Linked DNA regions of Homo sapiens: region 2 is linked to region 1. A link is an interaction called in ENCODE POLR2A ChIA-PET data of the cell type or tissue named here. Cell type or tissue: OCI-LY7. All regions are shown on one strand. Links, peaks and the distances in the headings refer to the core of each region. The heading gives the core; the rest is flanking DNA.

Region 1 (6,206 bases), core at 2,120-4,619:
GAGCTTTCCGCTGTTCCACTTTTATCTTCATGCTTGCTCTTTCATGATCTCAAAAAGGCTGTTGCCAGGCCAGATGGCTCATTCATTTTGTTTAAGGCAGAGAGAATGGGGGAAAAGGTAAGAGGCTTTCTCCTCACCAGGCAGGAACAGAAGTCTCACTTACCCCCACCCAGAGGTGACCCCTTGAATCTCACTGGGTTTCCTGTCTCCTTTTAAGCCAGTCACTCACCAAAGGAAATAGGATAATCACACTGATTTAGACCAGTTGTGATTTACCCCTAGAATTGGGGTAGGAGCCACCTTCTCATGATCCAGGAATCCCTGGATGCCACCTGAACACACTAGGTCCTCCTAGAATGGAAGGGGAGCTGGGTCCAGTGGCTCACGCCTGTAATCCCAGCACTTTGGGAGGCCAAGGCACATGAATCACTTGAGATAAGGAGTTCAAAAAAGGCTAGACAACATGGCAAAAGCATGTCTCTGCTAAAAATACAAAAAAAAAAAAAAAAAAAAAATGCTGGGTGTGGTGGCATGAGTCTGTGATCCCAGCTACTTAGAAGGCTGAGGTAGGAGGACTACTTGAGCCTGGGAGGCAGAGGTTGCAGTGAGCCGAAATCGCACCACTCCACTCCAGTCTGGGTGACAGAGCGAGACTCTGTCTCAAAAAAAAAAAAAAAAAAAAAAGGAAGGGGTCAGGAGTGGAGGGGACTGGACCATGTATGCCATACCCCTGTCTCTTTACCTTCTATCATATCACCCTACTCTATTCATGTCCTATATTGCAGCAGCCATAATCTGTAAGGACTTGTATATTTCTTTGTTTACTTGTCAATTGCTGATTTCCAGCACTGGAAAGGAAGCCCCTCAGTGAAGGCAGGGACCTTACTGGTCTTGTTCACAGATGTAGCCCCACTGCCTGGCAACCAATAAATGTTTCTTTGGATCTATAGATAAAAATTCCTACTGCTATTTTTTGACCACTCCTTATACATCTAGCTGCTTTGCATATGTTAGTGCATTTAATACTCCCAACTTTCCATGCAGTCCATATAAGTCTCCCCACCTAATAAATGGGAAAAAGCAAGACTTCAGAAAGATCTAACACCTGTAAAGGCTTCCCAGTGAGTGGCAGGCCTTGGGTTTGAACTCCAGTATCCAAGCTCCATGCCTAAGTGATGCCATGTCATAGATGTAGCAGGTACTTGTAGCCTGCCTATTTCACATCCTCTTGGCCCATCTCTGTTCTCAGCACAGCTGTAGGGAACAATTTCATGCCAGCTCTTCTTGCTCTGTGCTGACAGGGCCCAGGATGCTCTATGCCAAGTACAGCCTGGAGGTGCAGGCAAATTATCTCCAGGAAGAACCTTCAACCAGCAGAGGATGGGAGCTGGTAACATCTCCGGCTTCTGTACTTCAGGTAGACAATTCTGGGATTCTGTATACTCCTGAGAGCCCCATTAGAAAAGAGCACTCCCCTGACTGCTGACTGCCCATTGCCTCCATTGCAGGCAGATTAAAGGCCCCCAAAGATGTCCACATCCTAACCCCAGAACCTGTGACTATGTTATCTTTTATGGTAAAGGGGGCTTTGGAGATATGATTATAGACCTTGAGTTGGGGAGAGGAGCCTGGATTATCCAGGTGGGCCCAATCTAATTACATAGGTTCTTCAAAGCAGATAATTTTTCCCAGCTGTGGTCAGAAAGAGTGTGATGACAGAAAACGGCTCAGAGAGATGTGATGCTGTTGGCTTTGAAGATGGAGAAATGGGCTGCAAGTTAAGGAATGCAGGTAACCTCTAGAAACTAGAAAAGAGAAAGGATTCCCTCCTAGAGACTCCAAGTGGAACACAGCCTTGCTGAGATGTTTAGCTCAGTGAGACCCACGTTGGACTTCTGACCTACAGAACTGTAAGCTACTAATTTTTTTGTCGTGGTAAGCCACTACATTTGTGGTCATTTGTTACAGCAGCAATTGATAACTAATACACCCCATATTATTAAGTGCCTTAATTATATGCACTTATATTGGTTTTTCCTCCATCCCTGTCTCTCCCTACTTCCTAACTCCTTCTTCCCAGGATTATAATTACCTGTACCCAAGTCGTTCTCTCAGGTGCTGTTTCATAGGGCACAAATGCTAAGATCATGGATACATTTTGTACCAACCTTAGTAGTTCTCATATGCCCCATCCCCATACCCAGTTTGCAGTAATTCTGGAATCAATTCAAGGAGCAGCTAAGATTCTTAGCTTCTAAACTAATTTACAAGTTGCAACAAACCTATGCCGTTCTCAAAGGAATAATTAACACGCTCTTGGCTTCTAATTTAAAAACTGTGTGATCATTTTAAATGACATATTTTATTGATTATTATTTCTAAATCTTGTCACCTTGATTTATGCTGTTTGGAAGAAACTCAATGTCTTAAAGAGACATTATTAAAATGGAATGGAGCCCAACTATTTTAACTGAGCTAAGATCTTTTGAAAATATACTAGTCTATACTGCCTGATGATGAAATTGATACTGCTAAGGAAATAATAGTGATTGTTATCATCAAGTGTTCAGCAAGCCAGGTGCCGGTGGCTCATGCCTGCGATCCCAACACTTTGGGAGGCTGAGGCGGGTGGATCACTTGAGGCCAGGAGTTCGAGACCAGCCTAGCCAACATGGTGAAACCCATCTCTACTAAAAATATGAAAATTAGCCAGGCATGGTGGCGGCATCTGTAATTCCAGCTATTCAGGAGGCTGAAGCAGGAGAATCGCTTGAACCCAGGAGGCGGAGGTTGCAGTGAGCCAAGATCGCGCTGCTGCACTCCAGCCTGGGCAACAGAGCAAGACTCCATCTAAAAAAACACTGTTCAGCACAGGAAGCTTTGAGGATTTCACAAAGTATATGTCTATGCAATATACAATTGTTCAATTGTTCCTCCTCTTCCTATTTTCAACTCTTCGAGAGTATGTTACTCTGTCCTTAAAGGTATCCTAACCCAGATTCAGGGAGCTGTGTAGTAATCCACAAGGCAGCATGAATTCTGAGAGACTGTGGCAGATATGGTGGTGGCGGACACCATGCAAGACTTTTGTACTACAGAACCGAGCTCCTACCTTTTTCACGCTTCTTTTCCAATAATTACTTGTAATCCTGCTAAAGTCTGAACAGGTGCAGCTCATGTTCTTTAAAAGGATTAATAATGAAAGGCTGTTTGAAGCCACAGGCGACAGGAAACCTAGTTCTGTCTAGAAATGCTCTTGTGTACATATGTCTGCTTAAGAGAGGGGTGGCTAGAAATAGCAGGCCAGGCAGTAACTCACTGGGCTCCGCTCTAATGCTCTGTGACTGGGGAAGTTTGCAAAGGATTTCCCGAGCAGGCAGCGGGCAGCTCTCTGCAGCACTCCCTCTGACAGCTGCTCAGCATTAGGGACAGAAGGTGCTGCAGGGAACCCTGACACTGCCAGGGCTGCACTCCCTGCAGCTCCCCTGTGCTTCCACTCAGGAATCGATGCAGCACATCTTTGGAAAGTTTGTTTCCTCTAAAAACAAAAGGTTGTTCAGAGGAGATTTAGTCTGCATCGCATTAGATGGCAAGTCAGTAAGCATATGAATATCGCCATCCCTGTACCTCCACAGTCACAGCAGGTTATGGGCTGCTGGCCCCCATGCCTCCCAGTGTCAGGGTGACAGCATTCGGGAATTGAAGGATTAAAGCCAGCCACCCATTCAAGAGAAGGAGAGAAGCAGGGAAACACTAAGCACTTAAAATGCTCTGCTCCAAGATGCTGCGCAGGACAGCCAAGAGAGAGGGCTGTGAACTGAGGGTTGGGGTTTATGTAATTATGTGTCTCTAAGGGAAGGACAGAGGAAGAGAAGAGAAGGAGGGAGGAGGAATGAAAGGAAGGAGGTAGAAGTGAATAGAAGGAGGGAAAAAGAAAGGGAGGAAGGCTTTGTTCCAGAATCTGGAATTGGTTCTGAACAAAACGTTGAAATGTGTGAAGTTAGACTCCGAGGCCTCTCCATCTCTCTGTATTGTGTTAGGAAACCTTTCTCCCCCAGGGGCACAGATCCTCCCAGGGGCGATAACCATGGCAACCTCATTTGAGTGGGATGGGTCCCACTTCTCACCTTGCTCCTTGTCAGAGTCGGCCTGTCCAGCATGCCACTCTCTGTCCTGATGGCTGCCTGCTCACAGAGGGGCAGCGATGGACAAATGAAGACATCATGGCAACCAGCTAACATGTTCCATCTCTGAGAGAAAACAGCTTCTCTCTTCGGGCAAAGCTACAGAAAATGTGCCTTCCCGTAATAATGATTCCCCCTGGACTGCCCAGCCAAGGGCCTGCGTCAGCGCTGGCCAATGTCCGGCGTCTGTCTGGCTCTCCCCCTCCCCCTCCTCTCGGCGGTGACTCGCTCTCATTTCACACAGGCTCTGCTTAAAGGTCACCTCCTTAGAAACAGCCTCCTTGGCTACACCACCTAAAACCACACCCCATTCATCTGTATCCCTTTACCTTGCTTTCTTTCCCTTTCTTACACTGACACACTACCTAACTTTCTATCAAATCCTCCTGCGCTATAGAAGTCTGTTTGGATCTCCTCTAAGTATACAAAGAATGTAAACACCACATAACAAACCACATACTCTCTTCGTGCAAGGGAGCAAACGCCTTTTCCATCCTCTCTTGGAAGAAGGATCACACACAGATTATGCAGCCAGGGTGATTCTCCATGGTGGTGTCCTTCTCTTCATAAAGTAGAAATCCTCCTGGCAGCCTAAATCCCCAACCCATGGACAGCTTGAAATTACATACAAATGATTTCTTAAGCAACTTTTACCATAACACAGAACTCTAAAATACCCAAATTTCGGATTTCAAATGGATAATCATAGACCCAGAACACAGTATTAAAAATTACTTTTAAAATGAGCACATATAGATTTAAAACAGCAGGTTTTCTCCACGAGGAACTAAGACATTGACCAAGAATATAAAAGGAAGGAACATAGTCATTCTGGAGCTTGAACCATTCTCAGGGCAGTTGAGCCTACGTGGATCTGTCCAGCCTTGGGCCTGGGAGCAGAAAGAAAGGGGAAATTGGGAGGCAAAGCAAGTGGACCCTTCAGAAGCTTCCACCTCCCTCCTGCTTCTAGGGGAACCCCTCTCACTGACCCCAGCTGCCCAACACCAACAATGTCCCTTTCTCAGCAGTATTCATCAGAACCTGCTCCTCAGGAAGAAAAATTCATTCAAAAATTCAAAATGTTAGAAAATAACGAATCCAACTGATCAGTAAGTCTCCCAGGAGTTGTGTTATTTTAACAGGAGATGTGCAATTCATCCTTAGAAAAGAACCTCAAGGCCCGGTGCGGTAGCTCATGCCTGTAATCCCAGCACTGTGGGAGGCCACGGTGGGTGAATCACCTGAGGCCAGGAGTTCCAGACCAGGCTGGCTAATGTGGTGAAACCCCATCTCTACTAAAAATACAAAACTTAGCTGGGCATGGTGGTGCACGCCTGTAATCCTAGCTACTCAGGAGGCTGAGGCAGGAGAATCACTTGAACCTGGGAGGCAGAGGTTGCAGTGAGCCAAGATCAGACTACTGCACTCCAGCCTAGACAACAGAGCAAGATTCTGTCTCAAAAAATAAAAAAATAAAAAAAAATAATAAATAAATAAGAATATCACTTTATTTAGGAAGCTCTCCCTAACCCCCAAGACTACATTAATTGCTACTAGTTGGAGGTCCCATAACAAATACTCTGTACATGTCTCCATCTTGCATTTGCCACATTTTATGACAGCTTGTATGTCTGTAAGTTCCATGGGGGCTAGGGATATACCAAGCTCTTGACATGGAGCAGGTGCTTAATGAACATTGAAGGAAGAAAGGAAGGAACAAATGAATGAATAACTGCATCTGTTTCCCCTACTGGACCAGGGCACTTCAAGGACAGAAATGGTACCTTATTTACCTTTCCATCTGAAAGGCAGTATAGCATAGTCAAGGTAGGACTCTGCAGCCAAGATGCCTGGGTAAAAATCCAGATTTTGTCACTTAGTAGTGCTAACTGTGCCTCTGTTTCCTCCTCTGTAAACAGGAGATAATTAATAGTACCTACCTAATAGGATGTAATGATTATTAAAAGTATTAATATATTGAAAGTACTTAGACTGGTACCCACCACATAGTATCATGTGTTA
Region 2 (2,500 bases), core at 1-2,500, 170 kb after region 1:
CTTTTGACTTCAGCTCTCTGCTGGACTCAAGAAAAGTTATGTTTTTGTGGCTTATCTATCTGGCTTTTTCCTGTTGTTATGATGGAAACAATGTATTTTGTAGCTTTCTATATCCTAAGCATAAGAGTAACTCTCCCAAGGTCAGGCTTAAATAAGATTTTTCGGCTGGGTGCGGTGGCTCAACCCCTGTAATCCCAGCACTTTGGAAGGCCGAGGCAGGTGGATCACAAGATCAGGAGTTCAAGACTAGCTTGGCCAACATGGTGAAACCCTGTCTCTACTAAAAATACAAAAATTAGCCGGGCATGGTGGCAGGTGCCCATAGTCCCAGCTACTCAGGAGGCTGAGGCAGGAGCATTGTTTGAACCCGGGAGGTAGAGGTTGCAGTGAGCCAAGATGGCACCACTGCACTCTAGCCTGGGCAACAGAGCAAGACTCCATCTCAAAAAAAAAAAAAAAAAAAAAAAAAATTTTTCCCCTCCTCAGAACTCCAAGATCTTTATTAGTTCCAATTAGGTATTTGTACTTTTTAACCTATATTTGTCTATCTTATTTCTCCTATTAAATGTAAGCTATATTGAGGTCTCGTCTTAATAGTCTTTCTATCCTCAACAGTGCCTAGACCATTCTTACATGTAGTATGTAGCACAAGCACTCAGTCAGATGTGCTGGTGGATAAAAGGGCTTTCCTAAAAACTGGATGGGAAAGTCCTGAAGAGGTGAATGGTTAGGAAAATGAGGTTATTGTTCTAAGCAGAGGGAGGTAATGATAGATGTGGCTTTCTCTCTTTTTGAATCTTTCTCTGCATGTGAGCATTTGGTATAATGTCCATGTCCCGAATTAGAAATCTTAATTGAATTTATAAAACATCAGCAGCCAATGTCAAAGGAGACACTGCAGGACACTATTTTTCAGAATGCAGCTGAACCTATTGAAAACATGTCTCCAAAGTTTTGACTTGAGCCAAATATATTCTTATGAAGCAAATTCTGCTTTTCTTATAAATTTCATTAGAGAAATGCTTCCCAAAGGAAAATTCTCAGCAAACAGATGTGAAAACTTTTGATGAGTTAATGACTAAGGTAGTTAGGTGTGTGGGTGATGCACATAAAATATTACAGCAGTTTTCCAACTCTAGGATTTTGTATATGTCATCAGCTGTTGTGACCTTCCAACCCATGAGAATTTTCCTCATGCCTGAGGATTCACTTAAGGCTACACTTTCAGATCCAGAGATATCTTTCTTTTCCTCTTGGCTGGGTCAGTCTGACTTTGGCTGCATGATCACACATTATTAGCAGGTGCTACCATTTTTAGGTTAGAATATGTGACTTTCTTAAAGTAAAAAAAATCCTATAGTCCTCTAGCTTATCAATTCATTAAGTTAAACTTTATATACCAATTTTCTTAAATGGAGGAATGCCTTTATTAATATGCAGCATCTATGTCATTACTAAATTACTATACCAACAAAGATGAAATAATTTATTGCCCAAGTTGGTCTCCCCCCCACCCAACCTTTTTCCCCAGTTTTGTGTGGAAGTTTGATCAGGAGCTTTTTCCATGGAGGTTTTCAGCTTCCTTAGTTCTAGGCACAAAGTTATGATCTTTCCCTGATGCTGACCACCTTAGGATGATATCTGATTATTAGTCTTGCTACTGCGCTATTAAGTGTCACTTATTTCTAAGGAAATGAATTGAGGGTCTTGGACAGGATAAGGACAGGAATGTTTTATTACCCACACTACAGATGTTGGAAAACAAAGCTGAAAACTCTTTTAATTTGTGTCTATACTGACATCTGAATGCTTAACCCATTATTGCTTTTTTTTTTGGTGGTGGTGGGTAGAGATGGGGTCTCACTGTTGCCCAGGCTGGTCTTGAACTCCTGGGCTCAAGCGATCCTCCTGCCTCAGCCTTCCAAAGTCCTGGGATTACAGGCATGAGCCACTACATCCCTATTATTGCCTTCTTTAAAAATCTTTTCTTCTCTAAAAATCTTTTTAGATGTTAATTAACCCATCTGGTTGTTGTTTTTCAGTAGAGAAATGGTCAGAAGGAACGACACCACAGAAGAAATTAGAATGTTTAAAAGAACCAGGAAAAACATCTGTAGAATCTAAAGTACCTACCCAGATGGAAAAATCTACAGACACAGACGAGGACAATGTAACCAGAACAGAATATAGTGACAAAACCACCCAGTTTCCATCAGTTTATGCTGTGCCAGGCACTGAGCAAACGGAAGCAGTTGGTGGTCTTTCTTCCAAACCAGCCACCCCTAAGACTACTACCCCACCCTCATCACCACCTCCAACAGCTGTCTCACCAGAGTTTGCCTACGTCCCAGCTGACCCAGCTCAGCTTGCTGCTCAGATGTTAGGTAAAGTTTCATCTATTCATTCTGATCAATCTGATGTGTTAATGGTGGATGTGGCAACCAGTATGCCTGTTGTTATCAAGGAGGTGCCAAGCTCAGAGGCTGCTGAAGATGTCATG

The links. ChIA-PET counts read pairs that join two places held together with the same protein. Peaks named below come from ENCODE experiments on the same cell type or tissue, not always from the same donor. Only the 100,000 strongest peaks of a DNase experiment are listed, where the experiment ranks them.
Region 2: POLR2A ChIA-PET joins it to region 1 with 5 read pairs; 5 of 35 experiments call an interaction of 5 or more read pairs at or near these places.

What each region holds. Positions count from the first base shown.
Region 1 is chr18:23,978,247-23,984,452 of GRCh38, forward strand. It overlaps LINC02958 (long intergenic non-protein coding RNA 2958), which reads right to left and starts at 4,296. Exons shown (of 2, transcript NR_199650.1): 1 at 4,128-4,296. RefSeq lists an enhancer at 3,477-3,586. In OCI-LY7, for the core only: no CTCF peak of the experiment used is centred there; a DNase peak (open chromatin) is centred at 3,305.
Region 2 is chr18:24,153,659-24,156,158 of GRCh38, forward strand. CABYR (calcium binding tyrosine phosphorylation regulated) reads left to right here. Exons shown (of 6, transcript NM_153769.3): 4 at 2,043-2,384. Among named protein-coding and RNA genes, the nearest start is that of CABYR, 16 kb to the left of the region's middle. In OCI-LY7, for the core only: no CTCF peak of the experiment used is centred there; no DNase peak of the experiment used is centred there.